3 separate regions of the Mus musculus genome follow, and all the other regions are linked to region 1. A link is a loop called in an ENCODE intact Hi-C map of the cell type or tissue named here. Cell type or tissue: heart. All regions are shown on one strand. Links, peaks and the distances in the headings refer to the core of each region. The heading gives the core; the rest is flanking DNA.

The links. Peaks named below come from ENCODE experiments on the same cell type or tissue, not always from the same donor. Only the 100,000 strongest peaks of a DNase experiment are listed, where the experiment ranks them.
Region 2: a loop joins it to region 1, with 3 times the contacts of the local background. A loop is called at or near these places in 6 of 42 quality-filtered maps.
Region 3: it touches region 1 in a loop (2.8-fold over the local background); 4 of 42 quality-filtered maps call a loop at or near these places.

What each region holds. Positions count from the first base shown.
Region 1 is chr4:31,414,481-31,424,535 of GRCm38, forward strand. No RefSeq gene overlaps it. Among named protein-coding and RNA genes, the nearest start is that of Gm42315, 93 kb to the right of the region's middle. In heart, for the core only: a CTCF peak has its summit at 4,975 (motif pointing left); no DNase peak of the experiment used is centred there; H3K27ac peaks cover 1,295 bases.
Region 2 is chr4:31,556,690-31,566,744 of GRCm38, forward strand. No RefSeq gene overlaps it. Among named protein-coding and RNA genes, the nearest start is that of Gm42315, 50 kb to the left of the region's middle. In heart, for the core only: a CTCF peak has its summit at 5,327 (motif pointing left); no DNase peak of the experiment used is centred there; H3K27ac peaks cover 2,149 bases.
Region 3 is chr4:31,933,774-31,943,828 of GRCm38, forward strand. No RefSeq gene overlaps it. Among named protein-coding and RNA genes, the nearest start is that of Map3k7, 25 kb to the right of the region's middle. In heart, for the core only: a CTCF peak has its summit at 5,149 (motif pointing left); no DNase peak of the experiment used is centred there; H3K4me3 peaks cover 1,780 bases; H3K27ac peaks cover 1,510 bases.

The DNA.
Region 1 (10,055 bases), core at 2,080-7,079:
TCAATCTTCCAGCACACAGTCTCATATCCTTCACTAGTATGTCATCAGAATCACAGACATGTGGAATTAGTAGGCTCTGCACCTATTACTTAGATGGCCAATACCCCTTCCACCATAAGCACCATAAGTCCCTCCCACAACAATGCCCTTCGGACTCTTTGTAGTACACTATAACACAAGGCTGTAGGTCAATAGCAGAAGCTTAGCATTGTTGTGTAGGCAAAGCAGAAAATGAAAGAACAAGGAACAGAGGGTACTGGCTTATACTTCCACATGATGAAATCTTGGGGACACCATCAGAAAAGCGTGTGGGGATGACATCTAACTGGAGAACTAGAATGAGAAGTGAGCCATGATCATATGCCCCCATTACAAGTGAATGCCAGGGCCAGGAAGTGGGAGTGGGTGGGTTGGGGAGCAGGGTGGGGGAAGGGTATAGGGGGTTTTGGAGATAGTATTTGAAATGTAAATGAAGAAAATATCTAATAAAAAATGCCTTAAAAAAAGAATACTGTTCTAGTGCTCACGCTGACATTTTCTTTGCCTAATTCAATATGCAGATTTCCCATCCATTAGTCAATTCTCATATTATCTCTCAGACCCTGGATTTCTCTAAAATTGATATTATTGATCTGTTTTATGATAGAATAAAAATGGTGTTAATTTCCCCCTCTCCCCTAGTGTCCTACTTAGAGTTACTATTGCTGTGGTAAAACACCATGATCAAAAACAGTTTTGGTAGGAAAAGGTTTACTTGGCGTACCACTGCCACAGCACTGAAGGAAGTCAGGGAAAGAACTCACACAGAGCAGAAACCTGGAGGCAAGAGCTGATGCAGAGACCACGGTGAGGGACGGCTTACTGACTGGCTTCACACGGCTAGCTCAGCCTACATTTTTATATATTATGGAACCACCAGCCTAGGGGTGGCATCACACCCACTATGAACTGAACCTTCCCCTATCAATCACTAATTAAGAAAATGCCCTACAGCCTTCCTACAACCTGATCTGATGGATTCATGTTCTTAGTTGAGGCTCCCTCCTCTCAGATGACTCTACCTTGTGTCAAGTTGACCTAAAACTCGCCAGCATATCTACAAACAAAAAGTGTTAAAAAAAATAAGTTAAGTGAACATAACTTCTTAACATGCTAAAAATAAACTTGGCTGAGTTATAAATGGCATCCTAAAAAATAAACCAATATATAAATATGATGCATGGAAAAACTATGAAAATCAGTGAACAATAATTTGTCCCTTGCCAGGCATGGTGGCACAGGCCTTTAATCCCAGCACATGGGAACCAGAGACAGGTGGATCTCTGTGAGTTGGTGGCCAGCCTGGTCTACAAAGAGAGTTTCCAGGATAGTCAAGGCTACAAATAGAAACCCTGTCTCTAAAAAAACTAATAATAATAATACATAATAATAAGTAATTTTTCTCATAAAACCCAGTGCAAACATCTGGTTGTCTTTTGGGAGCTTAAAAGTCTCTTTAGTTGAAGGATGGCACGAAATAGAAGAGAAGTGAAACCAAGAGCAACACAAAATAATAATAATAATAATAATAATAGCAATAATATCATGCTGGAGCACACCATGTATTTCCAGGATGGACGTTCAACACAAATTCAGGTAGCTTCTACAGCCCCACCGTCCCACTGTGAATCACGTATGTAGCCAGTCTCTGCTTTCTAACATGTCTGTGATAATGCTGAAGAGTGGCAGAGGCCTGTGAGTTCGTCTGTCTCCTAAGTTAAAGCTCTTGAGGACATTCAAAAGTAAGGGTGGAATCAGTACTTTTGGATTCAAGAAAGGGTGGCCTTTGCTTTGCCTCAGCTTGGATTCATGAACGTTTCCTGGGGAAGCCCAGGGCAAGAGGCTCACACTTCCTGCAGCTGGTGTCACTCAGGGGACTGTGGTTCTGTAAGCGAGCCCAGGGGAGCTCTCTCCAGGAGTGTTTGCCTTACTGAGTTCGCACTTCAGCAAATATCAGGAAGAGGTGAACACAGGGAAAGGAAAAAGACAGCACCATAGCCAAGCATGTTGCTGAGGAAAGACAGATGACAGTTGAGAAGTGAGGGGTTTCAGTTTAAGTACCAAGGGCAAGCCTGGAACCTACTGATGATAAGCCCACTGCCTTAGAGTACTGAAGGATTGTTAAATGAAACAATGATCTCAGAACATCCAAAATGGAATACGGATAAGGAATGTAGATGACTTCAGGGAAGACCAGGGTGACCACAGCTCCTGCAGGACCCAGCTCTTCAACAATCACACACTCATACAATTAGAAATTTTCCAAGACAGTCTCTGAAACTAAAATTTGCATGGATTTCATTGCCAGAGAGATATTGTTCTATACGATTTACATATTTTATCCATTTTCCTCCTTCCTGCAATAATACCACAAAGTAAGTTTTATCAGCATATCAGTTTTGTACATGGGGAAACTGAGGCACTAAAGAGCCAGGTTAGATGTCTGGAGTTCAGTCACTGAGCAGTAGAGTTGACTTGTGGGCATAGCCAGAGCACTGATCTTGTCTTGTTTAGAAGTTTCCACAAATATTTTTGTTTGGGCTGCCTGTATGTCTCAGAGGATAAGGACCCTTGAGCCAAGCTTGACAACCAAAGTTTCCAGAGTTTATATAGTAAGGAGATTCCTAAAAGCTGTCCTTGGACCTTGTATACCATGTGTATGTGCAGGTACAGATTCATACACATGTATACACACACACACACACACAAATACAGTGTTTATATACCTAACTCACCATTCAATGATTGGCATACACAGTCAAAGGAGGCAGAGTTACGCAGCAGATGAGATTCATCCACTCCACTCCACTCCACTCTTGACAGAGGCCAGCTTTTCAGCCTCCTCTGCAGGCTGTAGCACCCCCACCCCCTGCATTTCCTAATTTTCCTCCTCAACAAAATTGGCTGCTAGTTATGAAGCACATTCCATGAAGAATTTGTGGTCGGCGCTTCCTAGCATATAGTCAACATTCAGAAAGTGCTCGCTGAGTGACTTTTAAATGCTAAGGCACTGTCATTCTCAGATGGACCTTGCTGATTTTCTTAAACCAAAAACTGTCTTGGAACTTTCACATTGTTCCTTGCATAGTGGAAATATTAACTTGAAAGTCAGGTGTAGGTTACAGAACTAACCTCATCTGCCTGTGTTCAAGTCAGGTGTAACTCTGAGGGGGGTTGCTGTGCACTATGAACAGAGAGAGTAGGGAATGGAAGCTGTTTCTGGGTCCAGAGTGAGGAAAGGGAGGCAGCTCAATACTTCATGTGGAATAGGAGCGCCACAGCACAGCATCCTGGCAGAAGCTGGGAGCCTGTTCAGCATGGAACATCTGCCAGTTGTTTCTAAGGATGGAGAATCACTCTTCCAATGAGAAAACAGCAATGAAGGATCATCTCAGAGTGGGAATAAAACTGAGTTTTCACAGTGCCAGTCTTTTTTTTTTTAACATCTCCTTACCACTTGCAGGGATGTGCAGTGCAAAGAAGAATCAGGAGTGTAGCTCCTCGGAATTAAAAACATATTGGGGGAAATGGTTCCATTCAGCATGTGCCTGGTTTAAAATACGGAAGCTTTATTAGCTTGAACCATGAACGATTGCCAGATTTCTAATTTAAAAATGGCCAAATAGACTCAGTTTCGTTTGATCCAGCCCAAAAGAATATGTCATCACAATCAATGGAAGTCGCCATTACAAGATGCATTTGGTTCCTGAAATGGTATCCCGTGGTCACACAGCTGGTTGCTTACTATGGTTCTGGTCAACTAGGCTGCAAGTGCCTCCCCCAGAGAGCTTGCTACTGAGAAAACAAGGGGACTTACCATGCAGTGGTGTGTTGGCATTGTGCTGGAAACAGCTCTTGTTCAATGTGGAAGCATCACCTCTTACTTCTTGCCTAACTCAGGAGGGAGTTGCCTCGACTCGGACTCCCCACCCTTTCAGGTGCTAGTGAGGCAATGATCTCAAGGCAGGAACCTGAAGGCAGGAACTGAAGTCTGCCGTGGAGGAATGCTGCTTGCTGGCTCGCTCCCAAGGGCTTGCTCAACCTGCTTTCTTCTACATCCCAGGATCGTGGCACTGCCCACAGTGGGCTGAACCCTCTGCATCCATCACCAGACAGACAGACTTACCCACGGGTCAATTCCTTAACTGCGGTTGGCCCTTCCTAGGTGACTCTAATCTAGATCAAGTGAACCAACACTAACCTGCTTAGGCACTAAGCCCGCTAATTATTATAGCACAGTAAAGACTGAGGGACATCCCTTCAGGAAAGGCATAATGTCATGCCAGGAGTGAGCAAGGCTGAGGTATGCAGGGACCCAAAGTGCAGGCAGTTCAGGAATTAAGGAAAGCACTGGCAACAAGATTTCATAGTTAGTGTGGAAAACATTAAGTTGTCTCTTAGCAAGAGATAAATGAAATATGAAAAATAAAATTACAAGTGATAAAAGCTAACACTTATTGGGGAATTAAGCTCTCCCTAGTTTTTGGCTAAACACTTCCAGCTACTACTACTGCTGCTGCTACCACTACCACTGTTCACACACACACACACACACACACACACACACACACACACACACACACAAAACTTTTAAGGTGGTATTTAACATTTAACAAACTAATAAAAAAATAAAAAATGGGATTAGTAAGATCCCATTATCTGTACATTTAGCAAATGTATCTAGTTCAAAACCAGTCTACTTGCTCTTTGCTGAGGAGCTAAAGTTAATATTCAGGTGTCATCACTCTGACTCCCATCCTGACAGCATGGCCCTTCTCCACACGCTTTTCAGTCCAAATCCCTACTTCCCAGAGCCAGGTGGGGGTGGGGTGGGGCACCTACTCTTTTTAACCAGTCCCCACCCAAACCAAGAAATTTTTAGAAACGTGAGAGCATCCTTCAGAGAACAAAGGATGTAGCGCCACCTAGTGGACAAACGTTACCCTCTCCCTCAAATAAAAACAACCAAAGGACAAATCCCAAAACCAGCACAGGCAGCTGGAGAAGAGGAGCAGTCAGGGAGCGCAGCTGTATTCCTCTTCTGCCAAATTCCTATGCTGTGAGCTACATGTACAACGACCCATTTTAGAGGGGCACAGGACCTCAGTCACCTAGTCACAGCAATCTGTGTCCCTGGGCATTGCTTCTGAATCAGAAACTGCAGTAGAATGTCCTGACTTCCCTGCAAGTATCCTTGCTACTGTAGTAGCAAGGATAAATAAGTGTTTCGCCTGCACATCTGAAATCTTAACTGCTTAACTGCAATGCACCTAGCCAGGCTTTGCTGGGCCAGAGACACCTTTCATCCTCTGAATATGCTAGGAAAACCACAGTAGGGGCAGGATGCACGGGAAAACAAAGCAATTGCTTTTGTGTGATGGCAAAAAGCTTGCCCCATGACAAGATTTTTGACATGATTTTAGAACCCGATCCAGAATGGGAGAGCAGCTGCACCCACCACCTGTGTGTTGGGGGGGGGGGGGGGCGGTGAGGACCTAGCAAGGGAAAAGTCAACTGCCTGTTGCCCCATGACCAGCCCCAGGCAAAACACTTCGTCCTTCTCTCTCGGGCTCTTGTAGCAGCTGCGTTTTCAGGGTAAAAAAAAAAAAAAAAAATGCAGATTTATATCTATCACAGTTACCACCAAAGATCAGTCAGTGTTCCTTCAAGGCCAGAACACACTGGGCGAAAAGCCCCACAGCTTCTCAAGGGAATACGGGACTTTGCATGTTAAAGGATGGGGGCACCTGAGAAGGATCTGTGTCTCTTCCTTCTTGCACGTCTTGGCCAATGATCGGTCCTGATCCTTCCCTTTATGAGGGCAACTCCATTTGGACTGCTGACCGCTGACACGCACTGGGAGACCCAACTTGAGCAGTGCGTATCACAAGCACTGCCTGCCTAATATGAAGCTGAAGTCAATGTACCCAAACAAGCTATTCTAGTCAACACCGGAACCTTAGTCACCAGAACTTATGCTAATGCAACACGTCCACAATAAGCTAAGTTTAAAGAAAGTAAAGCTCCTTGATAATTTTTTCAGAATAACTGACGAAGGTGTCCAGTCACTGGCTAGCTGCTCCAGCCCAAGGACGTCCCCAGTCAGGTAAGCAGACTTCTGATTCCACTTCTACTGGGACACGTGCCTCAAAGCTCAGTGTCCTGCCTCAGTGCCCCCCACCTTCTTGTGTCCCCCGCCCCAGTTTCCAGGATCTGTTTCTTATCATTAGCAATTAAGGATGCCTTCTGTGTCTCTGCCCCCACCAAACACAGCACAGCCTTTGGGAATTCAAGGGCAAGTCGCAGTTCCCTGTTCCTTGTTCTAAAAAGCTTAGATTCTTATCCCTGGGATTTCTGTTATCTGCTTAGTGGCCTAGTTGCTCTGACCAGAGGGATTGGAGGCCATTAGCGGGGGTTCTCCGTCATTGCAGCAGCTTTAAGAGGACCCTGCACAGGCTCTGCCGGGTTTCCTTCTCCTGGATTTCCCTGTGACTTTCAGCACATCCGCAGCTGCCACCTCTGCCCTGGCTTTCTCACTGATTGGGACTGGGGAGGAGAACGATGTCACTTAGACCGTCTCCAACACAGATTGATCTAGAGATGGCCAAAGCTGCTAATACTCTTCAGCTTCTACAAAAACAAATGAAAGAAGAGAGAGCAAGAACCAGTGTGAACAATGCAATAACAAGTATATGAGCTCTGTATAGCACCTACCGTGTCATTGAGGGGCTCACCCTGGAGACCCCCTTCAGTAATTCGGCAATAGTCAATGTTTCCCCTTGCAGCTCTTCTGCCCCAATCCACACAGTTTTCTCTCGACATCTTAACAACAACAACAACAAAGTGCCTTTTTCAAAAATCACACTTGAATTTCCTCCTCCTTTCTTCTCTTCTGCGATGTCTGGTTCCATTTCCCCCGGTTCAGAGGCCAGTTAGTTAATGCAATTGTAGGCTTGCCCAGGAAGAGAACTGCCATTTAGAACTGCAAGGAGGCATACCAATGCCTAGAGCACACACCAGACACCCAGAGAAAGCCAGCCTAGCTGATGATTGAAGGTATGAGGTCAAGGGTCCAGTCTTCAGATGCAGAAACTTCAAAACTGAAAGTTGCTGAGCCGAGGACTTGTCTTGTGTACGAATTGACTGTGTGATCATCTAAGCCACTTTAAAAATTAAAAGAGCAAAGGTTTTCTGAAAGCTAACTCGTTAAACAAGACTAAATGTGAGATTGAATGGGTCCAACTACTGTTCCCAGGCAACAGGTAGCGTGAGGGTCCCTGGCAGCCCAGAGAGCACAGCTGCCTCCCATATCTTTTTTTTTGTTTTTTTTTTTTTTGCTTTTTTTTTTTATTAATATATGTAAGTACACTGTAGCTGTCTTCAGACACTCCAGAAGAGGGAGTCAGATCTTGTTGCGGATGGTTGTGAGCCACCATGTGGTTGCTGGGATTTGAACTCTGGACCTTTGGAAGAGCAGTCGGGTGCTCTTACCCACTGAGCCATCTCACCAGCCTCCCATATCTTGATGAGCTAGCAAAGCCTACCTATTCCTTCCTCCCTTGTAATGCTTGTGAGAGTAGTCCTTTCCTTGACCCGTGCCATGGATCTTCTGAAAACTTTGCCTGAATATTAAAAGAAAACTAGATACTAAAAGGGTTTTTGTCTGTCTGTCTGTTTGTTTGTTTGTTTGATTTTCCTAGACAGGGTTTCTCTGTGTAACCTTGGCTGTCCTAGAATTCACTCTGCAGACCAGGCTGGCCTTGAACTCAGAAATCCGCCTGCCTCTCCCTCCCAAGTGCTGGGATTAAAGGCATCTAAAAGTTTAGGTTCTTTCCTGCTGCCAATACAGAACAGATACTGAGTACAAGAACAGAAATTCCAATCACTATCAAGGTGTTTCTTACCCTGCAGTAGCCTCAGGACCTGACACATGTTCCCCCTTCCTCCTGACTCCTGGGTCGTCGTCCTTCTGCAACTTCGTAGGTTCTTTCTTTCTTTCTTTCTTTCTTTCTTTCTTTCTTTCTTTCTTTCTTTCTTCCTTCCTTCCTTCCTTCCTTCCTTCCTTTTTCTTTCTTCCTTCCTTTCTCTCTCTCTCTCTTTCTCCCTCCCTTCCTCCCTCCCTTCCTTCCTTCCTTCCTTCCTTCCTTCCTTCCTTCCTTCCTTCCTTCCTTCTTTCCTTTCTTTGTTCCATACAAAAATCTTATTTGAATTCTATAACAGTGTTAGTCATATTTGTCCCAAGCTGGAAACAATTTAATATCAACTATAAAATGCATAGAATCGCAAAGGGCCCACTATTTTGCAGGTGTCGGTCCTACCAAGATGTAGCTCTATTCCTTGCTTGGGAACTTACAGCTCCCCTCTGCCTATAATGGATTCCCTCTCACCCACCAGGGAGAGATTCCTCTTCCTCAAGAGCCCCTTCCTTGTCTTGACCTAGATTGGACTCCTCCTGCCCCTGGTATGTATTGTTATTGTCTTTTGCTCTTCCTGGTGTTTTTTGTTTGTTTTCTGTTTTCATGCAAAGTGAATACTCTCCTGGGTAGCTGTCTGGTTCCTGCCTGTGTCCTCACACCTACCAGCAGAAACATGGTTCTGTTTGTGAAATGACCTACAGGAAAAACAGACTTTCAAAAGATGTTTAAAAGGAGCTTCCCTTGGGTGGCAGCAAGGTTATCCTGACCTGGACCAGGAATACTCAGCTAAAGTTGATTTTTGGTGGGGGGGGAGGGGGGGGAGAAAGGCAGCAATTTGCATTATAGAATCTCTTCTTTTTGTTTTGAGATTGAGTCTGTGTTTTATATTTTGTTTTGTTCTGTGATGATTTCACCATACTAAGTGTGCCTGTAAGAAGCTCTGTCCATAGTTTAGACTTGGTGAATTACAACTCATTCCTATCAAAGGAGCGTAGGTCACCATCAATCCCTCAGGGACCATTCAGTCCCCGGTTTATAACTGAAGTCTTGGAGTTCAAGCAGAATGGGCTATCTTGAATGCATCTGGTATTTTCATAGCCAAACCAGAGCTCCCAAAGTGATAGCAACTCAGTGAAGATTGTGAATCTTATTATAGAAGTTTACCTTGCAATCGCTCCAAGTTTACCGTGTTGATGTGCCCCTGTTCTGTGCAACCTAAGGAACGTGAAACAGAAGACCAATAGTTCTGTGACCAACAGGCCATAGTTCTCAGTGGGGTAGTCTTCAAGGACTCGTGTGACATGAAATGAGTATACATATGTGTGTCTGTATATGTACCAAACACTGACACACATATGTATATATGAGACTTTGGATTTCTAAGTTCTGGTTCTGGAGTGTCTTGTTGAACAGTCACAGATATCCAAATACAGTGTGAAGTTTTTGTCTGTCTGTCGTCTGTCTGTCTGTTTAGTGACAGAAGGTAGGAAACTCAGTGTTGTTCAGAGTTTGTTCCACTTATAATCTGGTACAGGAGAGTCCAGCTATACTGAGTACCCTTCTCACAAGCAATACTGCTCTTTTCTTTGCCCTGAAAACATGTATTCCTCTTTGCATGTACATGTGAATGGGCCTATGGTACGGAATTAAATACTACATGGCACATAAATAGGCAGCTGTAAAAGCAGGCAACAGAGACTGGGGGCATCTCTGAGTCTCATGGTTCAAAATCAGCTTCAAGTTAGAAGGTGATACCATCTAACCAGCAAGACTGTAAGAAATGAATTGACTCCATTATGGTTCCAGATGATCTAGTGTCTAGGACATCTCCATCCCATAAACTAGGCAATCCTGGACCACACCACACTTGGTACACACTTTGCCAACCACCCCATGGTATCTCAAGCCTTGGGTAGAAATAAAAACTTGTCTAAACCGGGTACCTAACTCATTTGTCTCCTGAAGTAAATGAATTCTGCCTAATGTCATTGTAAACTAGCACTTGTTTTTTATTTGTTCATATTTATCTACCACTGATTTCAAATGATCCTGCTTGCATTTAATCTGCACGTCCATGAGATAATTTATGACCTGAGAATG
Region 2 (10,055 bases), core at 2,432-7,431, 140 kb after region 1:
GAACCCAGGACCACCGACTCAGGGATGGCACCAACCACCATGGGCTAGACTTTCCTACATTAATTACTAATCAATAAATGTACATGTTTTTCAATAGCCAGATTTCTCCTTTCATTAATTTGTTTATTTACTTTATTTTACTTTACATCCCGTTCGGAGCCCTCTCCCACCTCTCCTCTGAGTCCCATCCTACAAACCCCTCCCTCCATTACCTCCTGCCCTTCTCAGAGAAGAGGAAGCTTCCTCCATTGAGTATCGCCCTGCCCTGGGACATCCAGTCACAGCAGGGCTAAGTGCATCCTCTCCCACTGAGGCCTAAGCAGGCAGTCTAGTTAGGAGAAGGAGATCCAATGGCAGGCAACAGAGTCAGAGACAGACAACCTCAATAGCCAGATCTTATGGAGGAAGCATTTTCTGTTGAGGTCCCCTCCTCTCTAGTTTGTATCAAGTTGACATAAAAACTAGCCAACACAGGAGCCAAAGCAGCAAGAGAAACAACTATAATCGTAAGAAAAGTCTAGCTACAGCTTCTTTTTTTTTCCTTTTTCATTCATTCAGATAGAAACATTCTAGCAAAAATATGTATAGCGCTTTTGTCTAGAAAGAAAATGTGTAATTGAGGCTTCTCATTTTAAAACCAACTTACAACACTAAGTCTGCCCTGCACTTGGGAAGGAAATAGAAGGAGAAAGATTAAAGAAAAATAAGGCATCTGGTTCCATGCCAGCAGCAGACCCACTTAAAGCTCATGTTTGAATATCAACAGTGTAATCAGTCTCTAACGTTGATTTTATCCTCAATTCAGTTTCAAGTGCTACACCTGCAACAAGCTCTAATGAAAGCTTGCATTCAGGCTGCTTTGATGCTACGGAGAGCAGTGGGCTCACCGGTTCTCTTCTGAGGCTCTGGAGCTGACAGAGGTTCATCTTTGTGAGTAGTCGCATAGCTTCGAAAGCACGAACAGTGGTTTCCACAGGACATGCAGAGGATGAGCACAGAGTCATGGGAAGGAATCAGGAGGCAGAGCAAAATCAGCCCTTGCAATTAGGGAGTGTGGAACCTTAGGCACACTACTGAGCCCAAAAAGCCCACCATTACTTGGTGGCTTTTCAGTCATTATTTCTATTAACATAACATACATCTATATCATACTATATACAATTTCATAAAACTAGTTCACTAGATGAAAATGAGCACATGTATGATAAGGTACTATCAAAATTTCTAATTTTGATTTTACTGATTTTGCTTTTCTATTTCCAGTCAGAAGATGCCTGCCTGTGCCCTGCATTTGGGTACTAACGGCAAAAGTTGCTTACAAGAACAGTACATATCACTAGGCTCTGCTTTTGGTTGCAAAAGCTTAAATGCTCCAAGAGTTTTCGAAATCAGGGAGAGAATAGAAAAAGGTATGACAGAATCCGCATTTCTTACCTCAGTGGGTCTCAGAAAGATCTCAGGACTTCAGAAAGCAATTGTTTTGCTTTGCCCCAAGGAAAGTGAGCTTAGAGATCTCTGACTGCAAACTGTGCTTACACTCGTGGGACAACGCTAGGCTTGAGCAAAGGGTTCCATACTGCTGCAAATGAAAATAAAGGGCTTTCTTGTCAACCTCCTCTCGAGGAAAGACCCAATGCCCCAGATTGAATTCCTCACCATAGTGTGGTGGACAGCAAAGCTAGCACTCTGTGCGAGGGAAGAGAAGATAATATATGATGTGCCTTGCACAACTGAGTGTGTGTGTGTGTGTGTGTGTGTAGTACCAATACTTATGTCTAGATGCACATAAGTGTATGAAGAGAGAGAATAAGCACAAGAAGAAAGGAGAAAGAGAGAGAGAGAGAGAGAGAGAGAGAGAGAGGTTATTCTCACTATGATAATTCTACCAGCTGATGGAATTCTTTCTAGAGGAAGTTAGGAGATGGCTATGGTATTGGCATATCTATTCTCCACAATATCCAAATAAACTAGAATTAAACTGATCTAACTTCCAATAAATTCTTCCCCTTCACATTACCGAATTTAAAAATATCATATCTCAGAGGCTCAGTGAGTCGATTGCTTATTGACTTTCTGGTGGGTCCATATAGTGTAATGAGTCTTTATATCTCTATTCTTAAATTGCTTATTGGATTCCTAAGATTAAACAAAGCAGATGAGAAAAATTACAGTGCTGGAAATTAGGAAAGCTGGTCAAATGAGTACATTATTATCCTATCAAAACTACATTTAAACTTTCCAGAATAAATATTAAAACACTAGAAAGGCTGCTTTTAAAAGCTTCTTGTAACAAGCAGTTCTTTATAAATTGATTATCTTTTTACAACTTTACTTACTATAATATGAATTTCTGTCTTCTTATAAAAGTCTAATGGCTTTCTCTAGATTAGATAATAAAGTCAGTTCTCTATTTGAAAGAATTTGTGCCATGGTATGAGACTTATAATGAGTGCCCCCCACCAAAGGACCTGAAAAATAACACAAAAAATCAGAACCTTGGACATAACATAGTCAGAATATTATTCTAAGAAAAACTGATGACTCGATGCTGTGTCTAAAATGTTTCTGAGGGGAAACAATGACATCAGTACTTTTACTTCTTGAGCCTGTCGCTTACTGACCCGGGCACGGCGTGGGCCCTATTCCCATTCAGCCCACTCACGGGCCTTTCCCCAGCTTGCGATCTGATTCCAGACTTTTCTGTCTTTGCTGAAAGTGCCTAGTTTCTGAAACCTGTCTCCTCAGAGAGCAAACTCCTTCCTCTGCCATCTCCTCTTCTCTTTCTTGAATAGAGCACTGCACACCTACACGGTACTCGTCACCCACGCAAGATTGCTCCATGCTGATTTATGCGAGTGATTCAATCATTCACTCTCCCACAGAGCCCTAGACTGAACCATAATGTGCGATCATACCCGTTGAAGGAGTAACGGATCGTGGTTGACGGCCCCATGACAGCTGGCGCCAGCTTCCCCGCTCCAGCATTGAGGCCTTCTCTTCTACCATGTTGAAGACAATAGGAACAAAGTTTCCACAGTGAGGCTGATATGCCCTGATGAGTCACAGGCCACTGATAAGCGTTAAGGACTCATTCCTATATCACACATAAAGATAGAATATCAAGCCACTTATTAGCTTTGGGAAACTCTGGTGGAGGGGGTTGGGGGGTGTGATGAGGGTCACCCAACCAGCTTACATTTTTAAGTACTGATAAATCAAAGTAACCTCTTGACAAAAATCAACTTCAAAACACAATAGCACTGAAGAGTGACAGTCTCACAGGAGACACACAACGCAGCAGAAGGGGTGAGACTGGAAGCTGTGTGCTACCGAGACACAGTGCCGTTTTCTGTAACCAAATCACCTTTATAGAAATTTGCCAGAACAAATGGGCCAGAATGTGAATGAACAGAATAAATCAGAACGTAATCAGTTTCCACTCTACTCTTTATTGCTTCTGATGAAATCCTCTTACCATGTCCTACTGAATTTGCCATTATCTCCTGTTCCTGGAAGGAAAAGTGATCCCAAAATGGCCTAAATAATACCTGAAGTGCATTTTAAACATAGGGTCTATTTGGTTAGTGTGCTATATTCCATTCTAAGGACAACGCTAGAACTATTATGCATTTAATCTCATAGCTTTCTTTAGTTATTTGGCACAGCTTAGTTCAAACTGCGCTTGTGAAAGCTCGCGTATCCTTATGTTTAGGTCACATTTCTTCTGGTCTCTGAAAAAGCTCTGCTGTAGCCACACAATTAAACTAAAGGAGACGTGGGATAAGTGCTGTGCACAGTTCTATTCCTCCTGCCAAGTTTCTCATTATACTTTGCTTCTTGCTATCACCCAAGAGCAGACTCATTCATTCATAGCAGGTGGTCTTTGTGCCCCCTCCCTGCCCCTGCAAGCCCATTCTTCTGGTTGCATAAAATTAACTCCAAAATCCAATCACAGATATCTAGATGCTTCCCATTTCTTTGTTCTTGAGTCATATTTCTTTTACTGTTTAGTGAATTGGAGAAAAATATTTAAAACTTCAGTTTATAAACTCCCAGTCTTGGGTGCTCATAAAGAGCATCTCTGGTTCAGGTCCTTTGGATCAAGAAATAGAAATGTTCCAGGAAGCAGGTGTTTCTGGACCACATGAAAGACCCTCTCTTTTTAGCCTTGAATTGTGGGATTACAGGAATTGGGTTAATTTTTCTTCTGCCTTATCTGCTTGAAGTGGAATATTTCAAGCTTAAAACCAGCTTTTCTTCCATACGCCTCAAATGAATTATAATTCAATGTATTCAAGTATATGAGAATCAAAGAAAAAGTAGAATGACAACTGGATGTGTTACCTCATCAGAAGAGAGCAGGGATTTACTCTTTCTGGTTGAGATCCAAGGTTAGGTCATATACCATAATGACCCAGCCTGTCATAAGAACCAGAGTAGCTGACGGTTTCATAAATCTGTGCCTGAAAAAGTGTGCTCCAGGCATGACATTGCTTTCCCAGACATGTCTGATATGGAGGTCCTGCTGAGACAGGAAACAGGCTCACTGGCCAATGGAATTCTACTTCTAATTCTTATCTATGATACCTAAAGAAGACTGACACCTGGGGGGAGCCACATTGGTGAAACGCTGTGTAACTGCACAGAGAAGATAGGTGACATTGTCCAGAGTGAATGACGTCGCCTACAATGACATCATGTCTGGAGGACATGCACTAAGGGTGGTAGGGTCTACACCGAGCATCGGGTTTCGTCAACAGTTAGTTCTTCTAAAACAGCGGAAGCGAACTGAGAAGTCACCTAGCACACAATCATCCGGGAAAATGGGCAGATGTATTGAATCCAGAAAACATACCTTTTAAGGATTTGAACTATTCTCCGGCATTTTCATCCATGTTGAAGAGCTGTAGTCTTGGGGAAGTTTCATTTGGATTCAGCTTCCATGACATGGTATGTCTCTTGAATTTCAACATGGAGGCTAACGTCTCAGACTCTGTGGAGAAGAGTTTTTAGAATCTGAGAAGCGGTTGACAGAGAAGAGAGAGAAAGAAGGCGTTGCCATCAAAAGCCCAGATCTGCCAGCCATGTGAGGAGGAGCAACAGAGCCAGGGAATACGGATCTCTGAGAGGTTTAAATATTATAAAATTCAACAGTTTTACAGTTTCCTCTCTGTGTGCTATTTCTGTGCTTAATTGTGTTTGTTTGGAGGATGCAAACGCATTAGCCACATGCCATGTGCAGATCTGAAGAAATGAGATGTCTAAATCTCGATAGTGAAACTTGGATACGTCATTGAAAGTGCAACACAACATCACCACCTAGTGTCCAAAACCTAAAAGTTAAGGCCAGTGCCTCTGACCTATAAAGAACAGCTGGGTTACACAAAGCCAGGTTGGTGTGTGATGGGTGTGGTGGGTGTGGAAGAGTCATGAAGTACCTGCATGCTCTCAGTCTTAACATTTAATCAATGCTCTACCTATACATTTATACATTTAGGAGTGTGAAACCCAGCTAAAGGAGCTGAAATAGAGATGCGCTGGAAACTCTGATGGTCTCTGGACCAGAACACAGTAAGAGCATTAGGGAAAGGCTGGTTATTTCCCCAAAAGTTTTTGTTTCTAAAAGCCTATAAAGTACAGTGTACTAATATCCAATAAAATATGTTCCTTACCCATTTTTAATATTGTATGTACAAATCTCAAAAATGCACATATGATGTATCATTTATGTTTACTATCTATGTCTTTAAAAGATAGAATGTCACAGGAACCCACACAATGACTACAATAAGACTTTTACCATTGACTCTCTTAGCATTCCTATGATACAGTGAGTTCCTTTGAACTATCTCATCATCTCTACATGTTCCATCTCTCCTCGGGTTAGTGGCCTTCTGCCACAACATGCAGAAACCCATACCCAGCAAGCATTGTCTTTAGCATAGACTTAAGAGCACTGCAGTCAAGATGGGGGAAGCCACGGGAAGATATTCAGCATGGTTTTCTTTTCCATCCCACCCATGGATTCATCCTATCCACAGACTGAATGAAGCCTCTCTCCCATTTGCATTAAAGACACGATTTGTTGGGAAACCTTTGACTTCCTTCCTCCTGGGTTACTGGCACCCAGTGTTGAATACCTGGGGGAAAACAGCTAACAGTCCTAATGATGCCTATACCAATGGTCTGCCTTATGCTACCTGGTCAGTGCCTTTCCCTCTGGTTCCGATATCCTAGCTGACCTTGTGTGACAAACTCCTCCGCAACAGAGACCTGGCTTAGCTGGGGTCCTGTCAGGGTCTCCAATGCCCTTCTTGCCCTAATCCCACTGTTGCCTGAGGGGTACAAGGTTTTAATCAAAGGCTTAATTCTAGGATTCTCAAAACAGGGCAGGATCCTATCAGAATCACCAAGGGAGGTTTGCCTAATTATAGCAACAACCCCCCACACATACACAACCCATGACTGATTTCCTTCCAGGAAGACTGTGTCCCGCCCTCAGGTGGGTGGGAGAGGAGAACAGAAGCTGAAACCCTTTGGCTTTGAGCATTGAGAGCAGAAATGTTAATCTTCTCTTGATTCAGATGGAAAATACCTCAAAAGAGGCAAATGAAACCTTGTCTCCTAAGGATGAAGCTATAATAAAACCTTAATTAATTTGGACCCCATTAATTCAAACTGTGTGATAATTAGAAAAATGGTTAGGTTAAAGTTTACCTCTCCTCTAGCTAGGGGAAAAGTGGCTGAAGATTACTTTCCTGTACCTGGGAAAAGTGAATTTGCTAAGCAAATTAGTACTTTCAAAGAGAAAAACATCTATTGGGCCAAGCAAGCAAGTAGTTTTGAGACCGTTTTAAGTGGCATCTACAGCTAAAAGAGCTATTACAATGATAAATATGCCCATTCAGGCATCAGACCGGCATCCCTGGACCTTGATAGACTGCTTTCAAGTGATGGAGTTATCAGTTAGAGGTAATTTTGTCCTGATCTTCCTTTCAGTTAGTCCACATTTCTATAGCTCATTGAGTTCAGCCTACTGATAGCTCAGAAACCTCGTTCTGATCATCTTACACTGTACCTGTGCCCCAGGGCCCTTCTTTTGGCCCAGGGGCTCTTCTTTCAAAGCCCAGAAAACAGCTAGAAACAAGGTAGGGGACACAGCACATTATACACCTGTGTCACTCGGTGTCACCATTGATCAAAACCAAACTCATTTTCTCAAGTTTGTTAGCTTCATTAGATTTTGAAAATTTTAGTGGGGAGGCTGAGGCGCTAGCGAGCCCTGTGGCCCTAATGGTTGCAGAAATGGAAAAACTGGTTTCAATAAGATTTAGCAGTTAGCTTTATTATAGAGCTAAGAGCCGTTCCTAAGGAAATATAGAGTATGCATTTCCAGGAAAGAGGACTATAATTCCTAAAGTTCCTTGAAAAGGTACCTTTTTCACTGCCTGCCCTAGAAACCCAGTCCCCAGTGCTGTGTAGCCTCTTCTGGAGTCACTGCTCCAGCTGTGAGCAGTTAATGACTAGCCTCTGAATTCTAATAGTTAACTAAAGCTCGTCAGTTACTATTTCTACTGCCTAATTATTTCAACACATCAAATAGAAATAAGAACAAAAAGTTATACCCCATATTATTATATTTATTCTATTCCATTTGAGTTTTTTTTTTTTTTTTTTTTTTTTTTTTTTTTTTTAACAATTGCTAGCTGAACCCTGGGGCTTTGTGAACTGAAGTTCCTGAGTTTGATTTAAAATATTTTAATTAGGTAAAGCCTCTGCCCCAGGGCCCCCTAAAGCAATTTTCAAAACCTCACAAACAAACAAACATTATACCAAAGGCCTGACCATTGACAAACCACAACCATTTCCAGGTGGTCACTTTTAACTTCATTTTACTATGGAGAGAAATATTTCATTTTAAATGACAGCAGTAAATCACAAATGTAGGCAATGTAGTAGTGAAGTTATATGCCCTAGGCATGGTGAGAGACAGAGCTCACCACAAAGTCACTTCAGCTGCTGGGGGACTCACGAAATGCAGCTCTTGCTTGACCTGTACCTCAGGTTCTGTGGAAGTGACTCCACCCCCAGTGCTAGGGTTTCATTTTTTAGCGGTGTGCCTATGTATTTCCATGTGGCTTGGAGAGGAAGCCCAAGGTGAATTTTGAAGGCGATGTTACTGTAATGTTTCTCAAGGCAAGAGTCCTAGCCTCATTGGGGGAAACTAAGAAATCCAAATTCTCAGGCCTCTGCCCAGATCTGCTAAAGAGAAATTTTGAGAGCAGCATCCAGTGGCCTACCAAGACATCCTCAGACAGTTCTGATGGCTGCTAATGAGAAAGAACCACGGGGTTAGAACAGAAACTTGGAAGTCGTGTCTGGAAAGCACTGAGATTTCCTAATTGTTAGTTTCCTTGTCTGCAAAACTGACTTTGAAAAGCAGTATTACCTCACTCAAAGAGTTGCTTTCAAGAAAGGAAACATGTATTTTATGTAAAGTTCTTCCTACAGCGTCTGGCAGCATTCAAAGTAGAAAAGGCACAATTAAGTGATCACTCAACCCATGACTCTGGGGAGCCTGGAAGCCTTGTTAGGAAAGGAGAGTCATAGCTCTCTCTCTCTCTCTCTCTCTCTCTCTCTCTCTCTCTCTCTCTCTCTCTCTGGAAAGATGGCTCCCAGTTGGCTAGCCAGAGACTTTTGACTTTTGAAGATATGCACTTGAATTTGTCCAATATATCTACTTGGTTATTGTTACTCCAATGGTATGGTTTGACTGTGGTGTATAGGGCAGGACATTCTCTGCATTTAGCAAAAGCCAAGACTATTGCTTTATACAAGTAAGTCAAAGATAGCACTTCTTTGCCTAAGCAAATTCTTGTGCTAACTAAGGTAAGGGAGTACTTGGCCTATGGAGTACCGAGGACTGAAAATAGGTCAGAGAGCTGTAGTTAGTGGCAGAGGGTGCCAGAAAATGGGGAATAGGGACAGCAGAGCTATGAGCTTGCTCTCTGGCACTGTAGCCTCTGAAGTTTTCCTGCCTCTTATTCATTCTCAGATGTAGAATTTGATTATTATCATTGCTAAGCAAACATTATGGCACATGTTTAGTGAGAAAGAAGCTAATCTTAAAGCTTAAGATGATAGAGCCACCTCTAGATCTTCTGACCCCTCCCTACAGACCCCTCAGGTTCCCAGTCATTGGAGCATTATTACCCACACTGTGTCATTTACAGCCATGCCACTGGGGCCATGATCGTGTTGAAATTATTGCTAAATTGCTTAGTTTTGTTTTGAGCTTTTCAATTCCCACAAGTACACCACTAAAATTTCTAATGTTGCAAAAGGTCCCCAAAACACAGAAAGGATGATAAACGTGGGCTGGAGCCAGGATTTAGCGATAAGTTTCTGCTCAGTTATTCTGCCCAATGCCCTGTCGTCGAAACATCCTTTGATCCTGTCTCCCACTAAAATGAATTTCTCCAGCACGGGTTTACAACTTATATTTGTATTCCACATGGACTGCTCACAGTGACATGACCCACTGGCTCGTTTCTCTTCTCCTCTTCTGGAATTGGCCCCGTGGCTTGCTTCCTGCTTCCTGGTCTGAATTCTTAATTGGCCTTATCTCCCCCTGATCACCTCTGGACCTGGCAGTAACCAGTCCCTGGGGAGGAGAGCACGCTGATGAGAACAGAGAGTGTTTTCCTCCCATTAGCCAGAATAGCCCTGGGACTGCAGGTCTGCTCACAGGGAATCAATTGGACCCATAGAGCTCAGCGCTCTGCAGCTCTTCAACCCCCTACCTGCTTTTCCAATATCATCTTATCAGTTCCCTTCTGATCCAATCCATTACATGAAACTGAAGTATACTTCATCTATTAGCTGCTCCTTTAAAATTCTGTTAAGACTCGGGGAACGGAAAAAGGCAGAAAGATAAATGCTCAAAAATGGAAATTTTGGCCATTTTGAGAAAGGGGTGTCGAAGTCTGAATGCTTGAGGAGTTTCATTATATACTTCAAAGTGAAATTAGCACTATTTCTGGGTTTTATTCATC
Region 3 (10,055 bases), core at 2,076-7,075, 520 kb after region 1:
CGGTCTTTCCAATGGACTTGAAATCAGAGGGGGAAAAAAGTATAAGGGTGGGAAGATGGCTCAAATAGTAAAGTAGAGAATTATATATAAGGATTTGAGTCTGGATCCCCAATACCCATGTAAAGAGCCAGCACTATAGCATGTGCCAAGAAGACAGACGTGGGGTACCTGGGGCTTGCCAGGAGGCCAAGACTAGCTATATCTGGTTAGATCCAGGTTCAGTCAAAAGCCCAAAATTGGAAGTAATCAAGGTAGATACCAGACATTAACCTTTTGTCTTCATATACAGGTACCCGCATGTGCATGTAAACTACTGCACACATACTCACATGTATACATACATACATACATACATACATACATACATACATACATACATACATACTCTGCACTGTTTGGAGTCCCTGGAGCTTTAACATTTCATTTATACCCACACTAACCCACCAAGCTCTAAATGTCACCTGGGTTTTAGTTCACTGGCACCATACAACCTAAAGTCTTATGTTATAGACTCGTGACAGTTGTCAGAGTCTGAGGACATGCACAGTTCATTTTCTTTTTTCTTGTTTTCTTTTTTCTTCTTTTTTTTTCTTCGTTTTTTCTCTTTTTTACTGATCTTATTAAGCCTTTTTGTTAGGACCACAAAACCTTTGGCCCATTTTCTGAATAAAACTCATCTGTTTGATCATTAAAATAAATAGAAAAATTTTCAACAGATTTAAAAGAATGTGTTTTGTGGAGATTGTAAGAGCTTGACTTTAAGCTGAGCATGGTGGTACACGCCTATCATACTAGAACTCTGAACACTGAGACTGGAAGATTGTGAGTTTGAGGCCAGCCTAAGCTACGTAGTCAAACCATGTCTTTTAAAGACACAATTGTTACTTCAAAGGTAGAAATTCCAGATAGGGTTCAGGACTTGCTATCACAAAATACAGAGCCTGGGTATATTTTAAGTTGACGGTGTGTTTTTGGTTCTGAGCCTGGGTATATTTTAAGTTGACAGTGTGTTTTTGGTTCTGTTTTTCTCAAGCTTTCCTACAAACAGAAATCTTTCTTTAACTCTCCCCTACCTTCCTTTCCCAGAACAGGTGATAAAGCCTAGGAAGGACTTCCCAGAATTCCTTGACACAGGTCTTAAGAGTCACACATGGGGTGCCCTTCCTGTACTCAGAGGAAAAAATCCACCTCTCCAAAGACGAGAGAGATGCAAACAGATCTTGCTCTGCTCTCCAGTTTATTGTCTCTGCCTCACATTCCATTTGTCCTATCATATTTCCCCACAAATTAACACTCTTCCTTGAACTTCCTATCTTTAAAAAATTCAAATTAAATGGATCATAGTAGGAGCACATGGGGAACCGGAGCAGAAAAATCACAAGCTGTGAAGTGAGACCCATCCTCAAAAAAATAAAACAGAAACAAAACAAAACAAAACAACCTATCAAACTAGACTGTTTTCTTCAGCTCTCTACTTCCTATGTCACTTATGATTATATCAAATAAATACTCATGCTTTGCTCATGTCAATCTGTCTTGCATTATAGTTTCTTCAAGTTTGAACCTAATACGTATACAATGAAAGATACTGTGCCCCAGACCCCTGACAAGAAAAAAATGGAAACTGAGACTATAATAATATGAAATAATAAGACAATAATATACAATAATATAGTAAAACTAGAATGCCTAAAACCATAAAAAGAGGCACAACTGCAATAACTTGAAAATACAGATTTTTTTTCTCCAGAAATGAGGGATCAGGCAAATGTGAGTTTGTACATGATAAAATGATTTAAAATGGAAAGTCACCCTGCAATATGAAAAAGCATGGTTCAACTAGAATAAAGAAAAGTATTACACATGCAACTGCTTTTTCTAGCACCTGTACACTAATCATTGACTTTAGTTCCCAGTCTGTTCTCGAAAAATCTTTCCAAATATCTATAAAACTCAAAATGGGAAGCCTATTTTAAAAAACAGGTTAAATGACTTAAGGTTGAATCAGCCCTCTGCTTTTTCTTAGTTGCCGAAACAAAGGCTCATATATAACCCTGAGTTCTGGACTCCTTAAGTGTCATCCCACAAAGCAGGGAAACCCACATCCCTGTGTGGGGGTGGGGGCAAGAGGAGAGAGAGCATGGACATTTTATAGTCATAGTTTATGAATGTCGTCTAAAGGGCTGTTTTCATATTGGCGTAATGTATTTTCTCTAAGGTCTGTGCTGCCTATATTCTCACTATCTGAATTCCTGCCAAGACTGGCCAAGATGTTTCCCTTTTTCCGAACCCTCTGCAGAGCCTTAACTGATATATTTTTTCAAGTTTTCTCAGCCCTGCTTCTGAGCCTTTTTTCTTTTTTCTTTTTTTTCTAATTTATCTTAACTCTAGCTCCTGCACAACCAAGTCTATTTCTAGAGAATTAGGGTAGCTAAAATTGGGAAGTACACAAATAATAATAACATCCTATTTTTATTTTTTCAGTGGGATGCTGTTTTGTTTTGTTTTGTTTTCCTCATAGAAGATTCTACACTCCTTTTCATCGTTGTAAGCATCTTCACTCAAAGGGCTAAATGATTAGAATCAAGGTTTCCAACAACAGCTGGAACCCTACAGCTAGAAGCCCAAAGAATCCCGGGTCTGCAAAACTTGAGCTGCCTCTAAGTTCTGAAGGGAACGTTCTCGGGTCTGGATGAAGTCACCGACATGTCTCTTGTCTTTTGGAAGAAACAAATGTCAGCGCGACCTATTAAAGTCAACCCCGAGCTAGGTAGCAACAATGAGCTGGGGATTAGCATTGACAGCTCCCTTAATGTGATTCTTTTGGACAGGGATTAATTTAATGTGTTGCTGTCAAATGAAACAAAAAACGAGATGGATTTACTAATGACTCTATTCCATAGCACACACTTTTCCACTCCTGATCTATGTCAGAATGAAGCTGACAGCAAGAGAAAATCTTTTTTTTTTTTTTTTTCTAATGAAAAGGAGGAAGCTATTCCCTTCTTGACAAACTTTGAAGAAGGGAAGTTGTACTGGGCTCCCAAGAGTAGATGAGCTTAAATTTAGGCACTAAGGAACAGCGAGTGCCTTCTCCAAGGAGCCCAGACCTGGCGACCCTTCCTGGCTTGGGCACAAATTTGCGAGATGGCCTTAACTTCTCCAGATCTCAATTACCTCCCATGTCAAAGTACAAGACTGAATTAAAGGGCTTCTAAACTTTTTAACGCTAAATTGCTAATCTGTAGAAGGGATCCAGCCCACGAACACCAGCCTAGTCCCACAGACGACTCTGTCGAGGCTGTGACAGAGAGGGGGCGAGTCAAAGAGCGTTGATCTCTAGGGGGGAAAAACCTGGTTTGCCAAGTCGAATGCTAAAGCCTCCTTAAAATAGTTGGGATTTCTCTTTGTTCTCCCTAACAAAGAAACTTTAATTCGCACTTCTAGGCGAAGAAAGACAATTCAGACAGGCCGTTTTCGGGTGAAAGGTGTCTCGACAATTAATAATCATTAAATACTCAGTGAGGGTTGGCAGGAGCTATTCACTGAACGGGGTGCTTATCACTAAGAAAGCATCGATTTATGGTATAGACTGGGCACTGTTCTTTCCTGAGATTGCTTTGTGTTTACCTCCTGAGAGGCACACACTCCTCTGATGCACTTGTGCATATTTATGGAGTTAGTGTGAGGCTGGTAAACCCCTCTGGGCTCGGGTCTCAGCTGGCACCCTGGCAGGGATGGTCCCTGGAAGTGTCTGAGCTGGAGACTTTGTTGCAGGACGCCTGCTTCCCGGGATCCGGGGTTAGCTGGGCACCAGCCGGCAGCCCCCAGCCTCAGTCCGCTGGGCTGGAGGTACGCTCCCGGACTCTGGCTCGGCCCACCGGCGCCAATCTTCGGGCCACCTCTGCCAGTGCTCTGTGACCCAGAAATTCCACAGCCAGCGAATGCTCCTGTCCTGGCAGCCCCTCCGAAACTGTGGCAGAGTCCCGCACGCGGCGGGCCGCCAGTGACCCAGCAGCTTCTGGCGCGTGGTTTCCCCTCCGCACCGTCCGTTCTTTCCACTGCTAGCCGCTGCCCTGTCGATTACCTGGTTTTTACTGTTGATAACTGACTCTCTGGTTTTGTCTCTCTAGCCTCCCCCTTCCTTCCTCCTTTTCCTCCCCCTGATGGTTATAATGGCCAACAGACTCGTCAGGCTTCTTCCTACACCAAAACCCTGCCCTCCTCAGTCGTGCCCCCCCCCACCCCCCCCCCACCCACGGCTTCGCTCCGCAGGCCACCCAGCAAGCAGCAGCCAGAATGACCGCTTACTGTGCCAAGCTGGCTAAAGGCTCAGGCCCCTTGCTCTGGAGACCACCTCTGCACCAGAGCAGGAGCCACCAGACCCGCCTTGTCGCTTTGTCCCCAGCGCCTGCTGCCACCATTAAGAGATCCGTGTAGGCCTGTGGTCTGCCAGCAGACTGGAACTCAGCTGGCTCTGAACTTTGATACAGAAAACAGCAAATTTATATAAACATTTACTTTCGAATACGAGCATTTAAAAAAAAAAACAACCTACAGTAAGCCAATGAATACTTTTTATATAAATATATATAAATGTACACACACATGGATATGTCATAAATGCTACTCAAAAATAAATGAAGGTATGCTCTTTAATTTTTACCTATAGAAAGGTAACAAGGAGACACGGATCAACTTAAATATAAAGGTTGGCTAGAAAAGAGAAAATTCGAACACCACAAAACTGGATTATCTAAAGCTGGTATTCGTGCTTATTTCCTGAAACATTTCAAGGATTCCTTATGTACGTTACTTCATAAGAGACTGCTAGGCACACCATCATATTATATAGAGCACAAAGAGTATAAACAAAATGCCATAAACCATAACAAAAGTTGCTATAAAAACTTTATTGTAAAAGCAAAGCCGGGAATGGGGGGGTTCTTGTAAAGAAGGCTAAACAGAGAAATTGAAGTTGCTTGCAAGTTACCTCAAACTTGTAAGTATCGAGTTTCCTTTGAAATTATTTCTCATTTTTATGAGAGGCTGATTGAGGATCACCTGGAAACGGTGGGGGAAGGAAGACAAGGAGAGAAATACCAGTTGGGTCCACGGGTTGTTTGAAAGACTGAAAGAGCCACAGTGCCACCTTATGGGGAAAAAAGATTTCTTTTTCTTCCTCGACATTATGGGGTTTTTTCTCCCCCCCACCCCCTTTCTGGAGAGAAGAGAGGAGAGAAAGGAGAGAAAGAAGAGAGAGGAGAGAGCAATTAAGCCACCCAAAGGACAGGTAGAAATTTTATTTATGTGGATAGTAGTATTTTTTCAGTTATTTTAAACACACTAGTATGCATATATCAAAACTTTAAAAATTATAACAAGTCAAACATGTATGTAGCACCGAGAAATGGTCTAATGGAGTAGATCATCTGAAAATTCGAGTGTTTGCCTAAAACTGTGAGTATGAGATTGTGTCCATGTCCTAAAAGAATGATTCCTGACAGATTCCACTATTAAATATTTAAGTCTTGAAGAAAATGCAGGTCCTTTGATCAGTTGCTTGCATCTGGAAAAGGCATATTCTTAAACTAAATACAAAGCAACTTTACTTTTAAAAGCTGCTTGTCTAGTTATAACTAAGAGAGGTGGCGCAACGGTTTACAGGACTTACAGGTATTGCCTTAACAAGAGGTCTAGTTGTCTAGCCATACAGAGGGTGCAGATCCTATGCCTGAACCTTCAGAGTGAAAGGGCGAGGACTCCAAAGCTAAGGAGTGCCAGCCAAAAGCCACCCTCGCTCTATTGTGCAGCCAGAAACATCTAGCACGCTGTGAGTGATTCCTATCCAAATGTCTTCTGCAAGACAAGGTGGAACTCAGGGGTTACCTCTAGGCATTCTTTATTCTCTGTATTTTAAAATCACAGAACTGGTATATTCCTCTGACCTTCAGGAAGGACTAAATCAAAGGCATCCCAGGAAGAGACCAGTGTATTTCAAACTGTGTTGTTCAGAGCCCTAGGAGCTGTGAGAAGATTAAGAAAAGGGAAGGCAGAGAAACCCCCTCACTCCTCTCTCAGCGAGCGCTTTGCTTTCATCATCTCCACGTACAGGAATTCTACCTGAGCCCCTATGCAAACTACAGAGTCCATGGCTACTGCAAGATCAGAAATCACCAACTTAGCCTAACCTAGTTTATAGTCTAACAAAGGATTACTCAAAAAAAAAAATCTGGAAACTTCCTGCAAACTTATTAACTATGTGCTTGCCAAGTGACTCACCATGTTCCCATATAATGTGTCTTTTCTTCCTTTTAAAAAAAAATGTATTAAGTAAAGACTCCCTATCTAAGAAGCCCAGTCCATTCACTTCTGGAGGGAGCACGGTTGCATTTGGGTTTGTATCTCCCAAGTTTTCTCTGTATTTTTCTTGCTCAAAAACACGTGTGCATATACAAACACTGAGACTTCAAGAAAACAGGATAGATATGTGCTTTTCTTAATTACAAGAGGACATCTTTCTGATGCTTCATTCCTTGTAAGACTCCATAGTACTCCAAGTACAGGTGTACAATATTCATTTAACCTCATTTGTATTATTCAGTATTTGGATTTTTTTCTATTATTTATATATTTGTTCTTTCCTTTATCTAAAATATATTCCCTAAAGTTTCTGTCCAGGCAATGTTTACAAATGTTTTAGTTTTATGTTACTTCCCAAGAGAAAACAAACCATCAACTTTATGGGCCTTTGTCTGGTTGCTTGTTTGTTTTACAAAACTTTAATGCAACATTTCTCAACACATTTTCTTCTCAACTGTTTAAAATATAAATAATCGGACACCTTTGCAATAGCCCTAAATTAACTCTTTCACAAGAAATAAAATAAACCTACATATAGTTTTAGGTATTCTAGTTCAACAAGAAAAAAATGCATTGCATTATTTTGAAGAACATTTGGCTACCTCCATCAATATGTAAAATATACCTGCCTCGCCTCACATGCTCCTGGACAGCTTTTCTTTGAACACTCACCCAAGTTCATTGCTTTCCTTCATTCAACACATTTACTGACAACTCTTACAGTCCAGTCATTTTTGAAGCTTCTTATAGAAAAGTGGTTACAAGAAACCTAGAGGAGCCTCCAAGGTTAGGATAAACCTACACAGGGTTAATATTTCACATGTCATTGCAAATTATGATAAATAGAAATAAGAAAATTATAAGTCATTTAAACACTGGGTTTTCTCTTCAAAGAGCTACAAAATGTCATTCTATCTTTCATCATACTTCAGAGTCTTGAGTGGAATATTTCTGAAACATCTTACATACAAGCACTTTTTTCTTTCTTTCAGTATACCTCAGCAGACAAGCTGCCGAAGTCAAAAGAACCTTTGAAAGTGACAATATTCTCAGTTTATTTTAGTCTTGCCCAAATTCCATTGTTAGGATATTATTAAGACAGTTAAGTATTTTTATCTTATTGGTTCTTTTTACTTTTCTGAGTTTTTTTTTTCAAATAAGGATAAAATATAATCAGTTATGCACATATATACATAAACACTATTCCTCAAATAAAACCACAAACATAAGTGAAGCTAAACTTTTGATTGGCCATGAATTCCAAGTCAACATTATTCTAAAAACCATACCTAATAACATGGTTTAGAAGATTTCAAATTCAGTGTACAAAGGCATTTTATATGTCTATGTTTAATACATTGAAGTGCATACTGAAATGCATACATGAAATTTCCAGTTAAAATTTCGTCCAATTAAATAACTTGTAATTTTCTTATTGGAAGAATCAGGGCTAGATAAAACAGATGACTCATATCAGTGGGTTAGTAGTGGAGAGTAAGTTGTCATAAGAATAAAAACAAGCCAAGCTGCAGACACAGAAGACCCAGACATGTCTGAGCATGTCTACAACACAAGTGAAACTCAACCACCAAAGTTCTATTTATAAAAGAGACCAAAGACACTCCAGGAAAATTACTCATCTTCAGACAGAGACTTTGAAAGCAACAGTTAAACCCATTGAACTGTACTGAGACAGGGCCAGTGCAGAGGGGTGATTTGGGCTGTGTTAACAAGGTCAGTTCATAAGATCAGTGCCTTGCTCACCCATCGCCAGAGCAGCTTCCTCCTGCGGCAGATGGGAACAAACACAGAGATCCACAGCCAGACAATGTGCAGAGAGTGAGAGAGCTTGGAACACTCGGTCCTAATGGCGTGGCTCCATCAAATCCCTCCCCTCAGGGATCAGGGAGCCATTCAGAAAAGAAGGCAAAAAAGGATATGAGAGCCAGAAGGAATGGAGGACTCCAAGAAGACAAGGCTTTCTAAATCAACTGCACTGGTACACATATGAACTCACAGAGTTTCTCTGGGGAACCAGACTACTCTTAAAGGGTAGGCTACATGCCCAGCAATAGATGGCCAATAGAAAGAGAACTCGATACCATCTTTGGAGGTTCCTCGTATCACAATGGGATTCTCCTATTTCTTTTTAAATTCTAGTCTTCTTACTCTTATTTATATGTTATTTATATATACATATATTCTTTTCCCTTTGCATATATATATATATATTATGGCTTTCAGTTTAGTGTCCTTATAGGATTCCTGAGTATGCAAATGGGTGATCTCTGCATCTATGACTGTTTCTTGTGCCTTATCTTAGGATCTTTTCTTTCTGTTTGTTTTGTCCTATTTGTCCTATTCTGATGTGTTAGGGTTTCCATTATTATTATTATTATTATTATTATTATTATTATTATTTTATTGTTATCCCTTAGAAATCTGTTCTCTTTCTAATGAGAGAAAGAAGTGGGGGGGTGGATCTGGATTGGGGAAGCTAGGGAGACACTGGAAGGAGTAGAGGAGAGAAAACTGTAATCAGGATATATTATGAGAGAGAGACAGGGAGAGAGAGAGAGAGAGAGAGAGAGAGAGAGAGAGAGAGAGAGAGAGAGACTGTTTACAATAAAAGAGAAACAGAAAAAAAGACTAAAAATAATTTATATTTAAATAAATAGATTCATATAATAATACGGAGAGAGCTGGGCAATGGTGCATGCCTTTAATCAAAGCACTTGGGAGGCAGAGGCAGGCAGATTTCTGAGTTCAAGGCCAGCCTGGTCTACATAGTGAGTTTCAGGACAGCCAGGGCTACAAAGAGATACCCTGCCCCTAAAGCAAAACAAAACAAAAAAAGAATACAGAGAGGTTCTCAAAGCACTGGTAAGATTTCTAAGGATGATCTTGGAGGAGTCAAAAGAGGTAATAATCAGGGAAATCTTGCCTTGTTTCTATTATTGGGCCCTAGATACCATCCTATTTTCATTCTGTACCTGGTGTAACCAGAGAAACTGAGTTAGATAACATAACATCCTAACTGATTTCGATAACCTAACATCCTAACTGAGTTAGAGAACAAAACATCCTGAGTTAGAGAACCTAACATCCTAACTGAGTTAGATGACCTAACATCCTAACTGAGTTAGATAACATAACATCCTAACTGAGTTAGATAACATAACATCCTAACTTAAAATGACTGGCTGTGCTGAGACTGGCTGTCTCATGCCAAATTAAGTTCTGAGTTTCAATTTCTGAAGCGGATTTTTTTGTTTCTGCATGAATAATAAGAAGAACAGATAAGTGCTGAAGGAAGATTAGTTCAAAGTTCATCAACTAGTATAAATCATCAGCTTGACACTAGTCGGAAGAAACAAACAGAATAAAAATCAGGACCACCCTAGGCTCTGGAGACTATGGGAGGGGTAACTAAGAAAGAGCACGGCAGATCCACTGGGATGGGCACACTTATACTGTGAAAGCATTTGGTACATAGACTAAATATATGATATTACATGTAAAGTATATGTAAAATATTGACCTTTTGATAGTGATGTGAATTCTGAAGAACAAAGAAAACGATAACTAATTTAGGAAAAAAATTGCACAATAATTACACAAACACCTACATGTAAGGGCAGGTACCCACCAGAAGGCTGGGACAGGAGGGTTGATGAGCCAAGCAACTTGGA